Linked DNA regions of Mus musculus: regions 2 and 3 are each linked to region 1. The links are chromatin contacts, found by POLR2A ChIA-PET in ENCODE. All regions are on one chromosome and are shown on one strand. Each heading gives the region's core, a stretch centred on a gene start or an enhancer-like site at or near the end of the contact. The rest is flanking DNA. Distances are from core to core; before and after follow the strand shown. Region 1 holds the start of Gpatch3 (G patch domain containing 3). Region 2 holds the start of Tent5b (terminal nucleotidyltransferase 5B). Region 3 overlaps Pigv (phosphatidylinositol glycan anchor biosynthesis, class V).

Region 1 (4,250 bases), core at 568-3,067:
GGCCAGGATATAGCTTGCTGGAGTTGCTTTTCTCCTCCCACTATGTGGGTCCTGAGATCCAAGTCAGGTCTTCAGAGCGGGTAGCAAGATAAGCAATCTTTCTTGGTAGCAAAGGATTGTTTTGAGAAGTCCATAAGAAAATGATGGGCTGATCAAATATGGTGGCATACACTTATAATCCCAGCATGGGAGGCACAGGCAGGAGCCCAAGGTTACTTCTTTTGTTTATTTATTTTTGAGGCAGACCCTGTCTGGTCTGAAACTAGACATGTAAACCAGGCTGGCCTTGAATATAGAAATTTGATTGCTTTTCCTGGGATTAAAGGGGTTCACTACCACACCTGGCTCAAGGTCATTGGAACTTTCATAGAGTTTGAGGCCAGCATAGATTACATGAGAGAGACACACACATAGAGAGGCAGCTCATGCTGTATGTCTTGATAAGACATTGCTCCTAAAGATTCTGCTTAAACCATAGCCGGCATATGCACTCGAGTGTGTGTGCACACGCGCACACGCACACACGCACACACACACACCTCTTTCTATGAAACTGTTTAACTTTGAGCTGATACCAGTTTTTCATTTTTGTTTTGTATGTTATTTTTTTAACTTTTGAGACAGGGTCAGAGCTAGATAGTCTTGGCTGTCCTGGAACTCACTTTGTAGACCAAGCCAGGCTAGAACTACAGAGATCCATCTGCCTCTACTTCCCAGGCACTAGAACTAAAGGCATATATACCACCACTATTGCTAATGACTCTTTAGGATGAACTGTTTCAAAATAATTTATTTAAACCTCTCCATCTGGCATTTTAAAACACCTGGCTTCCTTTTCCCCAATGGACACACTTGTGCCCAGCCCCTCTCTGCTGCCCCCAGCTCTTTCCTCTGCAGAGCCTGTCTTCCAGTCGCTAGGTTAGATTAGAAGAAACCAAGTTTCCTTTGTGCATTTCAAGATATGGTTCCTCTGTGTAGCACTGGCTGTCCTGGAATTCGCTCGCTCAGAGATCCTCCTGCCTCTGCCGCCTGAGAGCTGGGATCAAAGGCGTGCCTTAGCGCACCGGGCTCCAAATATCCTTTTTAAGAAATCATGTCAGTACAAAAATCACCACCCTTAGGGAAATGGTCCTTAAGAGGGGATACATTTGAAACTTATCTATACAGATCTCAGTTGTTTTGTCTGTTTTGCCTTGTAAGTCCTTGAGTAAAAACATGCAGATTGGGCTGAAAACTTGTAGCTTTGTCCAGAACTAACTTAAGCTCTAAACAGTGATAACCTATCTTAACCACCCAGGCAATGCGCCTCTTTTCCAAGGGCCGTGCGTCCGGTCCATTCTCTCCCCCTTACCTGAAACCTCGGTGGGAAGCCTAAGCCTGCGGATGAGACAGCGACCGGGAAGCCAGGTCCCCTGAGAGTCCAGCCACCGGCGACCGGAGTACATGCGAAGCAGCCGCTGGGCTTGCGCCGCTCCCCTCACCGAGACGACGCAGCAGCAGGTGCGGGTCTGGGCTGCCGCAGAGCCCCGGGCGCGGACAGCGCGGGCATCGGAGGCCGGAGCCTGGGCGAGAACCGGATCCTCAGCGGCGGGGTCCGGGCCAGCCCGGGCCGCCTCGGGACTCGCCTGCGGAGGGCCCCTCTCGGGCCGGTGCCGGTAGTGGAAGCACAGGAAGCCTCCGCCGCGCTGTTCCCGGAACTGGCTAAAGTAGCTCCGTAACTGAGCCGAGCGTAACACGGCAGGGATCCCGCTCACCACCAGGTAAACCGGCGACTCTTCGTCCAGCTCCCTGGGCGACGCCATCTTGGCCTGTCACATGATTGCTTGGCGTCCACTCTCGCGAGAGCACCACGTCTCGGATGCTGGAGTTTGGTCAATGTGGCATCGGTGACCGTTTGGTACTTGAAGTTTCGTTTTAATTGCTCTTGGGCCGAATCTGTGTTTCCAGCTCCACAGAAGATGGAAAACTCGTGCGATGGGCTGGGCTGTAGCTCAGTGATAGCTGGTCCAGCGTGTGAGAGGCTCTAAGGAGGAACCAGTGTAGAGCACCGGGATGCTGAGCGGGAGGTGGCGGAGGTCTGATGCAAAACTGGACTCTACAGTACCAACCCAGCCGGGCGTGGTGCCTCACGCCTTTAAACCCGGCACTTGAGAGTTAGAGGCAAGCAGGTGTGCGTGAGTTCAAGACCAGCCTGGTCAACATAGTGACTGAGACGGGGCTATGTCGAGAGAGCCTTTCTCAGGGCGCGGGACGGGGGAGATGAAGAGATGCCCCGGCAATTAAGAGCTTTCGCTGCTCTTACAGAATACTTGGATTGGATTCCCAGCACCCACGTACGAGGGAACTCTCCCATACGTAACTCGTTTCATGAGATTGGACACCCTCTTCTGACCTCTAGAGGCACATACGTGTTGCACATACATACATGCAGGCAAAATTCTCATGCACATAAAATTATCTGTAACAAACCGGGCGGTGGTGGCTCACGCCTTTAATCCCAGCACTCAGGAGACAGAGGCAGGCGGATTTCTGAGTTCGAGGCCAGCCTGGTCTACAGAGTGAGTTCCAGGACAGCCAGGGCTACACAGAGAAGTCTCGAGGGAAAAAAAAATTTTTTTTGGTTTGGTTTGGTTTTTTTGTTTGTTTGTTTTAGATTTATTTATTTATTATATGTAAGTACACTGTAGCTGTCTTCAGACACACCAGAAGAGGGCATCAGATCTCATTACGGATGGTTGCAAAGCAGTTGTTGGGATTTGAACTCCCGACCTTCAGAAGAGCAGTTGGTACTCTTAACCGCTGAGCCATCTCTCCAGCCCTCAAAAAGATTTTTTTTTAAATGTACAAATACATGCATAGACATCGAAAACTATTCCCAGAGATCATAGGCGAAAACCATATTGCCAGCTTCGGACGACCTCCGTACAAGGCGTTGAGTCCCTCACAAACAAACAGTATAGCTCTTGTGATTGTGTGCAGTGTTCAGGAAGGCCAGAGGAGGGCGTTGGAGCCTCTGGATCCATTTTTTTTTTATAAAGATTTATTTATTTACTATATGTAAGTACACTGTAGCTGTCTTCAGACACTCCAGAAGAGGGCATCAGATCTCATTACGGGTGGTTGTGAGCCACCATGTGGTTGCTGGGATTTGAACTTTGGACCTTCGGAAGAGCAGTCGGGTGCTCTTACCCACTGAGCCATCTCACCAGCCCTGGATCCATTTTTAAATTCATAGCGAGTGCAACTCTGCCCAAAAGTAGGCCCTTCAATTTCCTGTCATGGAGGAGGGGGAAGGCTCATGAGATCGCACCCCTCTCTAAGAATTTTTATACAGTTGATGGTTGATGGTGGGTGTAGGTGTTTCTGCTCAGATGAAAGGGTAATCCTAGAACTCAAGGGGAATGGTACCCAGTGGAAGGGCATCCTGGGGCATGGGAGCCCAGGGACCTTACGGCTCTGAGAGGAAGTCTCTTCCTCAGCAGAAGCATTGCAGCTCCGAGGGAAGGGGATCCCCAACTGAACTCAGGCGCTCAGGAGCCTCAGCCCCAGTCCACATCTTTACTTTTTGTCTTCATGGCTTCTTGCGACGAGAGAGTCACACCAGGCACCAAATCTCATGAAAGAGATGTATTGGAGGGTCCAGCATGTGGAGGGCTGAATCCAGAAATGGCTGCCCTCTGCTCCTGGGCGAGGACTGGACAAAGGGCAGAGCTTATATGGGCTTGCTTAGTGGAGGTGCTTTAGCAGGGCAGAGATTTCCAGATGTAGGATTGGTGGAATTTTAAGTCCTGAGCTTGGGGCGCTCAGAGATTGGTGGCTTTTCTCACCCCTTTTCCCTGCATCGGGTCCATGGATTAAGGTGGGAAGTCCTTCCCAGCCACAGCTGGCTTTGGCTGAGGCGCCATCTCTGAGGAGGCTGGAGTGGAGTTGTGGCCACCGTGGACAGCTCCTGCTGAGGTGGGAAAGAAAATGCTCCTGTGATAGTTGCAGGGTGAGATGTCGTGTTTGTTTGGGTTTTGGTTTTGGTTTTTCGAGACAGGGTTTCTTTGAATAGCGCTGGCTGTCCTGGAACTCACTTTGTAGACCAGGCTGGCCTCGAACTCAGAAATCTGCTGCTTCTGCCTCCCGAGTGCTGGGATTAAAGGCGTGCGCCACCACGCCTGGCAGGAGCCGCCATTTTTGACAGCTGCTGTCGGGGCATAGGGAGAGAAGGAGAGGCTGGTGGCGGGCACTTTGAAACATTCTATCCT
Region 2 (4,250 bases), core at 946-3,445, 95 kb after region 1:
CACCAGAAGACAGATTGGCTGCATAGGCAGGTGAAGGCGCATGGTCCCTTGGGAGTCTGGAACCAGAAAGGATACTGCTGAGTAGTCAAACCCACATCCATTGGACAGATGGGGCCACTGAGCCCAATAGAAGGAAGAAACAATGGACTTTACAGGAGGCCTCTGCCACCTCTCCACTCCACAGCTAACAGCTCCCTGTTCTGGGATGACCAGCTCAGGAGGACTGTGCCGTGCAATTGGCTCCCACAGACTCACTCCCCTCACATGACTGGGGGACCGAGGTGGGTACCCAGTCACATTCCTGCTCAAGTTCGGATACCTGTCCCTGCAGAGAGGCCTAGTCACTCTGAGTGCCCCCATTTCCTTCCCATCCTGCCTGGAATTCTGGGGGTTTCCTTCCAGAGAAAAACCAGCATAAGGGTAGCGACACACCTGTAGTCCCAGCTACAGAGGAAGCTGGGGGCAGGAGGATCATTTGAGTTTCATAGGTGCCTGGACAAAACATAGGAGGACCCTAATCTCAAAACAAAACAAGCTGAAGCCATTTACTAATAATCCAGGCAACGTCAGGGGAGCATGGAATGCCATAGCCAGCCCCACTGGGACAGCCAGTGAGTCAGCCCTCGAGAATCCATCCCCACACCCTCCACCTCATTCCCCGTTCCTAGGGAGGGAGGGCAAGACTGACCGTCCCCCAACAGCCACCCTCCCTCTCTGTGGAAGGCTGTAGTAAGGGGGTGGGGAATGATAAAGCCCAGCTTTACCTGGCTTGTGTGGAAAGACCATGATTGACAGGAACACACAGGAACTAGCACTAGCTAACTTTTCTGGGTTTCATTATACAGGGACTTCAGGACTAGATGTTGAGTTTGGGAATCTGGGGAGTGGGGTGGGATGGGGATGGGGGGGGAGAGGAACTGTTGATCAGATACCATCTGTTCCTGGGGAGCTCCAGGACTCCCTCCCTGAACCTGACCTCCACCTCACTGGATAGCCTTTGGTAGGTAGCTCACCCTCCCACCCGAGGCCTCAGTTAGAATGGGGTATAAGAACGGGCATCCTCTGGTATTTCAGAATTCCACAGTGCTCGGGCTGTATGCAGAAAGAGCAAGTTTGGGGTCTTGCAGGGTTAGGTTAAAAGAGCTGTAGTTTGATGGGGGAGGGGGGCAGCTGCCAGAATCTGATCCTCAGGAGGGAGATAGTGTTTTGGGGTCTGAACCTTGGGCCGGCCTTCATTCTAGCCTTAAGGGAGAAGGAACCCCTAAAATGGAAATTTGATGCTATCTTCAAAGGGGTGAGGTCTCCGGTCTGGCCGCAACACGTGGGAGGTTGGGAGCTTTCCCAGGAATTTCTGGGCTGTTTCACCTAGCCAAGGCTTCTTGAGCTAAGGGTTGTGGGAACACAAGGGCAGAGTGCCCTAGAACCCTGAGGGTGCAGGAGGTCCAAGGATGTGAGGTAGAAGAAGAAAAGCTATTCTGGAACCAGGTACACACCCTCCTCACTGGCGACTGCCAGGGCGATGTCCCATCTAGTGCCTCCTCCATCTCCACCCCATTTCCCAGCCAGGGTCTTGGTGAGTGGTTCCCAAGGGAATAAGAGGTCCCCAGAACGGCAAGCAGGCAAGCTCAGCAGGGTGCAGGAAGAGCTGAACTAGTAGTCGGGTTCCTGTTTCTTAGTTTCCCTAGCTTCCCGGCCAGTCATAGACTCCAGGTACCTTGCAGCAGAGCACCACCCCACCCCCGACCCTGCCAGGGTCCCCCTCACCTGCACGATCTGCTGGGGCTGCACGCTCAGCGTGGGGAAGTTGCCTCGTCCGTGAATGGGGATCGGCTCTTTCAGCAGCGCGTCCAGCCGCTTCACCTGTGGCCAGCTCAGCCGACTCTGGTGCCGTCCCAGGGAGGCCGAGGAGGCCTCCGGGTCCGGGCCGCCGCCGGCCGCCCCAGCCGTGGCCACTGCCGAGGCTGCACCGGTCCCCACCTGCGCAGCTGGCTGCTCCAGGCTCTCAGCTCCACTCTCCGACGGCATCATTCACCCGGCCCCGGTGCCTGGACGGCAGAAACCCGGGAATGGTGAAGGCGAGGAGGGCAGGGAGAGTGGCTGTGCACGGGCCAAGGCGGGGTGCGGGGACCCGGCGGCGGCGAGGCAAACCCAGGGAACACCCCCGACGGCAGGGAGGACTAACAGATCTTAGAGCCAGGCGGCTCGGGCCCAGCTGACACTTATAGGCCGCGGGCCGCACGCCCATTGGTCAGCACAGCTGTCACACAGCAGGAGATGCCCTCCTCTTGTCCCTCCCCCTATCACGGGCCAACACAGTTTTGCAAGGGAATCGCTGGCTCTCAGGAGTTTCTGATTGGCTGAAAGGCACGCCCCTTCCCCGCCCCCTCTCTCGGACCGAATTCCCTCCTTTGGTCTTTAAAGAAGCTGCTGCTTGCGATTGGCCCGAGCCTGCCGGGACTTAGAGGGACAGCGCCCTCCAGCGGCAGAAGTCGAGGGAGGTCTGTGTAGAGTAATGTTGCCGTGTTGACAAGGCGGCCCGGCCGCTTTCTAATTTATTCCTTTGATTGGCCCTTCGAATTACCGCATGCCTGGCGTACCTGTTCCATCTTAGGTGAGGTGAAATCTGCTTAGAGAGAGGGCGTTATTACCCATCATCATGTAGCATGTGAGTGTCAGTTATGGTCCTGATGGAGGTTTAAAGATCTATGTAGCTCTTTGCTCCATCTGGGCCCACCCAGGGTTTTTCTGGGATGGATATTACTATTTTTTTTCTCTTTCTCTCTACAGATCATAGAGGCCGAGGCTTATTGCTACTTTTGAATCTTATCCCCTCCTCCTTTTCAGATTTTAAATATATGTGTCATGGGCAGGAGGGAGAATCGAAATCGAATCGCCCTGTTCATCGCCGCAGTATTTTTTTCTTGTCATTCTCGTAATAATAATATAGCAAATTCTGTAGCCTTCCATTTTCCTAAAAGGCAGACTAAGGATTAAAAGACAGGGAAGAAGAATCCAGGACTTAGAAACAGCTACTATACCCCAGTTTCTGTCAGGGCACAGCTTGACCTGCCTCAAACCAGAACACACATTTCTTCTTTCTGAAAGCCGGCCCCAGCCTCAGGCCACTCTAAAAACCCCTGGAGGAGGCCCCGTGTGTTCCACCAGATGTGTAACCCCAGCATTCCAGTGGTGTGGGCAGGAGGATAAGACGTTCAGTTATCCTTGTCTGCCTGTTGAGTTCTGGGTCAGCCGGGGATATACAGTGAGACCCTGTCAACAACAACATCAACAGGCTGGAGATATAAAGCGCTGACCAATTGCTCGCCTAGTGTGCCGGAGACCCAGGCTTCAACCTCTGGTGCCACAAAACGAGGGAAATAAAAATGAGATCTTTGACTGAGTTGTCTCTGAACTCTAGATCCCCGAGGCTACTGATGAAAGCGTTTGAGGTCCAGGCATAATACTCTCCTGCACATGGATTTGGCTCAGTGGCTCGGAATGCTTGCCTAGTGCAAGATCCTGGGTCTAATCCCCAAGCCCCCAAACCAACACAAGCCACCACAAAGCCACAGCATAGCCCCTGACACATTCTCCCTCTGAGCCTCCAGGAGACGTGGGGGAGGGGAGAAGGAAACTTACCTTCTCTTAAACCTCTACTATGCACTAAGTCATGTTACATATGTAACTACTCATTCCTGAGAATATGCCTCAGCAGGTGAGATCATTTTTCTAGATATGCAGATTAAGAAACCAAGGCTCCAGAGGTCGTGAGTGCCCAAAATCATACAACCACTAATTGGCAGTATAGGGCTTGAATTCATGTCTCCTGACTCTGTTGTCAACCCCTCCTCTTAGAAGTTGGCACAGGTCACAGGGTCACATTTGGCACAGCCCTGGCACTACCCACAACACCCATCCATTTGTTTATTCATTCTTTAGTCAACATATGTTCACAGGGAATCTACTAGGTACGAGGTGCTGAACTGTGAGATGGGTCAGGCGAGATCCTAGTTCTTCTAGAACTTTCGACTGTAGAAAGACAATAGTGATGTAAACAAGACATTTTGGATGGTAAGAGAAAAATGGAGTTGGACTATGGGAAGGAATAACTGAACCAGGGAGGAGAGACCTTGGATGCTTGACCAGGGCAGTTTCTTGTCAAGGTGACTCTGCCAGGCCCCCTTCTGTCCTCTCTGTGTTTGTCCCGGAATAGCCAGGGCAGCTGGAGAGATACCAGGCTACATACTCAC
Region 3 (4,250 bases), core at 734-3,233, 85 kb before region 1:
CTAAGACAAGGTCCCTCTGTGTAACTCTGACTGTCCTAGAACTTGCTTGCTATGTAGATCTGGCTGGTTTTGAACTCAGAGATCCTCCTACCTCTGCCGAACTAGTTTCTATAAATTATAGAGGGTTGAGGCTAGAACTCCGTAGTAAAGCACACGAGGCCCTAATTTCAGTAATAAACACCACTTGGATCAGAGCACAGGGTCTGAATCTTGGCTCCCATTCCTCACTTTCCAGCTGTATGATCTAAAGCCACCTTCAGAGCTTTTGCCTTCTCTGAAATTAAGGAGGAGACTTCTTCCCTGGGGTGTGATTTAGGCCTTAAATCTTGAGGCTACCTTAAACAAAAGATAAATGGAGGCTCACAAGTGGTCTAATGGGAAAGTCCTCCTTTGATCAATTGGAAACAGCCTCCCCCCCACCTCTGGGAACAACTCGGAATAGAAGCTGTCGTGGAGAGTAATGACACCTGGTGGAAAAGGGTAACCCAGGGTGACTGGTTTTCCATTCTCAAAGATCACACTTGCATGAGTCAGAGGCACCTACCCCACAGCCTTGATGGGGGAACCTTGTAGCTAAGTCAGTCCAAGGTTGTCTACTGTAGCATCTGCCCTGCTTCCTGGCTCCCTGTGGTTACTAAGAGTAACCCTGCCCCTGAGGAAGGATGACTCCAGGATGCTGAGGCTTGAGGTGAGCTTGAGGGCAGCTACAGAATAAGACCCTGTATAAATGAAAGACAGTGTCCCTGCTGCGCAGCGTTTGTGCATTCTTGAGCCAGGTAACTTTGGCTCGGTGTCACCATCCTTACTCCCCATTGGGCCAAAAATTCCAATAAGCAGCATTCTTCAAAACAGATGGCAGTCAGCAGTGGCTTCTGGAAAGCTCGGAGTTGGAATTTGGACACACTCCCTCCGACCGTGACAGAAAGCTCAACTTGCCAGCTGAAGGGAAGCTCCTGGCCCAGGCCCAGCACCCTCTGTGGGAGCCTCCAGCCAGCCTGGCCAACGAGCATTCCCACCCAGCACCACAGCACTAGCACAGCCAAGCATTTGGTCCAGAGTCAAATGCTACTGAAAATGTACACACAGATTGGGGCAGCCCTCTGCCTTCTGCCAAGACACCAAGTGCCCTTCTTGGCAAAAGACAACACCTCTCCCCTAGTGTGTCCCTCCAGCTGGCAGACTGCAGCCTCTTCCCCAGCAGCTGCAAATCCTAGGACTCCCCCTCCCCCTCCAAAAAAAAAAAAGTGCGTGGGAGGAGCCGGGATCCTTTGGTCTCCCTCTCTGCTCCACTTTGCCTCCGTTTGGAGGGTAACCAGAAGTGATTGTTCCTCTCCTGGGAGAGGTGACTCACCCCCTACAGAGCAGCTTCAGTCTCCCCTGTTTTGTCCCTAGAGCCATCACTGAAGAAACCCTACACCTGGGCACCCCGGCTAGGTAAGCACACCTGGAGAAGGCCGGGCTTCTGGCCTGGGAGGCTCACGGCTCAGCTTGTAAGGAGCGGGCTGACTTTATGACCAGCAGCTGTCCCTTTACCGGCCTATTAACAGTCTTTAATAGTCTGAAGGAGGACCGTGAAGGGCCCAAGGCCGGAGCTTCCTGTTTCCCCGAGGTCTAAGAATGCCACAGCTGGGTGGGGCGGCCACGGTTTCAGAGAAAAGTCATTTCCTTCCAAGACCCTGCTAAAATACAAACCAGACACTCTGAGGACCCAGAAGTGGATGTCTTTTTGTTCTTTAATGGAGGTGGGAAAAGGGGAAGCTTTGGCGGGTCTCTAGTAGTCCCACTGGGGTGGGGCAGCGGAAGTCTGGGTCTAAAAATGTAAAGTGTGGAGGCTTAAGTTTTTAAAAGGATTCTTTTCACCAGTTGTTTATTAATGCCTGTTTTGGACTAAGGCAGGCCTAGCCACGCCTCCTGTCCTCAAGTGTTGCTGGCCAGTGCACCGGAGCATTCATTAGGGAAGTGGTAAATTCTTTAAAAAGCAACATTTTAGTGTGTGTGTGTGTGTGTGTGTGAGTGTGTGTGAACATGAACATCCTATAGCCCACGTGGAAGTCAGCATTGCCCTCTTGTTGAGTCTTAGTTCTTTATTATGCTGTCCTTAAAACTGGGCATGTCAGGCCTGAGGACAAGTCCCTTCCCCCACTGAGCCCTCTGAGTGCTGGCCCAGAAGTAGCAAATTCTGAGGCATAAAGGACATGTTTTGCTATCTTTCTACTTAAATTTTTTTTATAACGAGGATGAATTAAAGTTTTAATTTGAAGATGGTGTGGTGCACACGTGCAGTCCCTGCCCTTGTGAGATGGAGCAGGAAGATTGTGAAATCTAAGCCTACTGTGGTGCACACCTTCAATCCTAGGACTCGGGAGGCAGAGGTAGGGGGGATCTCTGTGAATTGGAGGCTATCCTGGTCTACAGAGTGATTTCCAGGACATCCAGGGCTACGTAGTGAGGCCATGTCTCAAAACAAAACAAAACAAAAAGAACTGGAAAGATGTCTCGGTGGTTAAGAGCCCCAAGTCCTGTTTTTGTAGGGGACCCAAGTACAAGACCCTATCACTGTAGCTCCAGCAGAGACAACACCAGGAAACCTTGACAACCTGCACTCCTGAGCACATTGCACATAGGAACACAAACACTCTTAAACTCCATGGCCTAGAGAAATAGCTCAGTGGTTAAAAGTGTTAGCATTCTGTCTAGGCTCCACCCCACAGTGACCTGGCAACAGCCAGGTGTGCCTGACTCACTATAAAAGGGGCTGCTCACCGCCTGGCCCCCCACTGTCTCTTGCTCCTGCCTTCTTGCTCCCTCTGTTCTCTAGCCCCTCCCCCCACATCCCTCCCCCCACCCCTCCCCCTCTCTCCCTGCCTTTCTCTGTCTCTCCTACCCTCTCTCTTTTTTTCCCCCTCAAAGATCTTATTTATTTTATGTATGTGAATACACTGTCGCTGTCTTCAGACACACCAGAAGAGGACGTAGGATCCTATTACAAATGGTTGTGAGCCACCATGTGGTTGCTGGGAATTGAACTCAGGACCTCTGGAAGAGCAGTCAGTGTTCTTAACCGCTGAGCCATCTCTCCAGCCCCCTCTACTACCCCCTTAACTCCCCTCCCCAGGCTCTGAATAAACTATTCTCTACTATACTGTGTGGCTGTTCCCTCAGGGGGAAGGGATGCCTCAGCATGGGCCAGCTGAGGTACCCCCTTCCCCCATACCTTAACCACACTTCCACCAATTCCCTCTTTATCTTTTTATAAACAACAAAAAGTGTTTACTGCTCTTCCAGTGGTCTATGTGGTTCCAAGCACCCTTGTTGGGCAGCTTAAGACCTCTGGTAACTCCAACCCCAGGGACTCTGACATTCTTTTTAGCTTCCTTGGGCTCCTGAACACACATGGCATACACTCACTCAGATACATATATACATAAGAATAAACACATCTTCAAAGAGTTGAAAGCAGCGAGTGAGTATATTATCTCCCCCCATGCCCTAGTTAGCATTGGCAGCACTGGGGGCAAACCTGTCAGGCCAGCTAGGTAGGCGCTGTGCTGTACTGGTGAGCTACATCCCCAGCCAGAGAGTGACTACAGCAGATGGGAAGAGAATCAGGGAAGAGCGCTCAGCTTGAAGGGAGCCAAGGAATTACTCTAAGATCTGGCTCCAGAGCCAACCCACTGTACACTAAAGCTGTGTGAGCTCACTGAACTCAGCCTGACTTCTCTCATCTGTCCCCGTGCCTACGGAGTTCTTATCCATAAACTCAGCCATCCCTTATGGGAAGGTAAATGTTACTTCTGGATATTTTGAGACATCTCATAATAGTTCTTATTGACCTTGAACTCTACATCCCCCAGACTGGCCCAGAACTGTCCATCCTCCAGGTTGAGATCATACATGCATGTACACCACCGTACACATCAGAGATCGTTGAATGGGGTAGGTTTTTAGTCTCAGAACTTGGAAGATAGAGGCAGGCATATTTCTGTTAAGTCTATGCCAGCCCGGTCTATCTAGCAAGTACCTGGATAGCCAGGCTTACATAGTGAGACTGTCTCAAAAAAAAAAAAAAAAAAAAAAAAAAGAAAGAAAGAAAGAAAGAAAAGAAACACTTGAAAAAAAAGAAATTGATCAGTACTGAGTGTTGTGTTTTATAAAAAAAAGATAAAGAAAGGAGGAACATGTTTTGCAGAGGTGTAGTCAGGTAAGAGGGGAGGGGGTGCCTCAGCTGGCCCATGCTGAGTCATCCCTGC

The links. ChIA-PET counts read pairs that join two places held with the same protein, here RNA polymerase II (POLR2A).
Region 2: POLR2A ChIA-PET joins it to region 1 with 18 read pairs in Patski. The contact joins the promoter of Tent5b here to the promoter of Gpatch3 in region 1. POLR2A ChIA-PET finds 5 or more read pairs at or near these places in 3 of 5 experiments (Patski and embryonic stem cell).
Region 3: POLR2A ChIA-PET joins it to region 1 with 11 read pairs in Patski. The contact joins the enhancer-like site here to the promoter of Gpatch3 in region 1. POLR2A ChIA-PET finds 5 or more read pairs at or near these places in 3 of 5 experiments (Patski and embryonic stem cell).

What each region holds. Positions count from the first base shown.
Region 1 is chr4:133,572,312-133,576,561 of GRCm38, reverse strand. It overlaps Gpatch3 (G patch domain containing 3), which reads right to left and starts at 1,817. Exons shown (of 7, transcript NM_172876.2): 1 at 1,352-1,817. The coding sequence starts at 1,802.
Region 2 is chr4:133,478,078-133,482,327 of GRCm38, reverse strand. Tent5b (terminal nucleotidyltransferase 5B) reads right to left here and starts at 2,195. Exons shown (of 2, transcript NM_175307.6): 1 at 1,765-2,195. The coding sequence starts at 2,028. Gm13257 (a long non-coding RNA gene) reads left to right here. Exons shown (of 3, transcript XR_390815.4): 3 at 1-851.
Region 3 is chr4:133,657,369-133,661,618 of GRCm38, reverse strand. Pigv (phosphatidylinositol glycan anchor biosynthesis, class V) reads left to right here. Exons shown (of 4, transcript NM_178698.5): 4 at 1-194. Among named protein-coding and RNA genes, the nearest start is that of Pigv, 13 kb to the left of the region's middle. Within about 2 kb of position 1,983, at least 1 of the 3 ENCODE cell types and tissues checked has a DNase peak (open chromatin) inside an H3K27ac peak, as active enhancers do.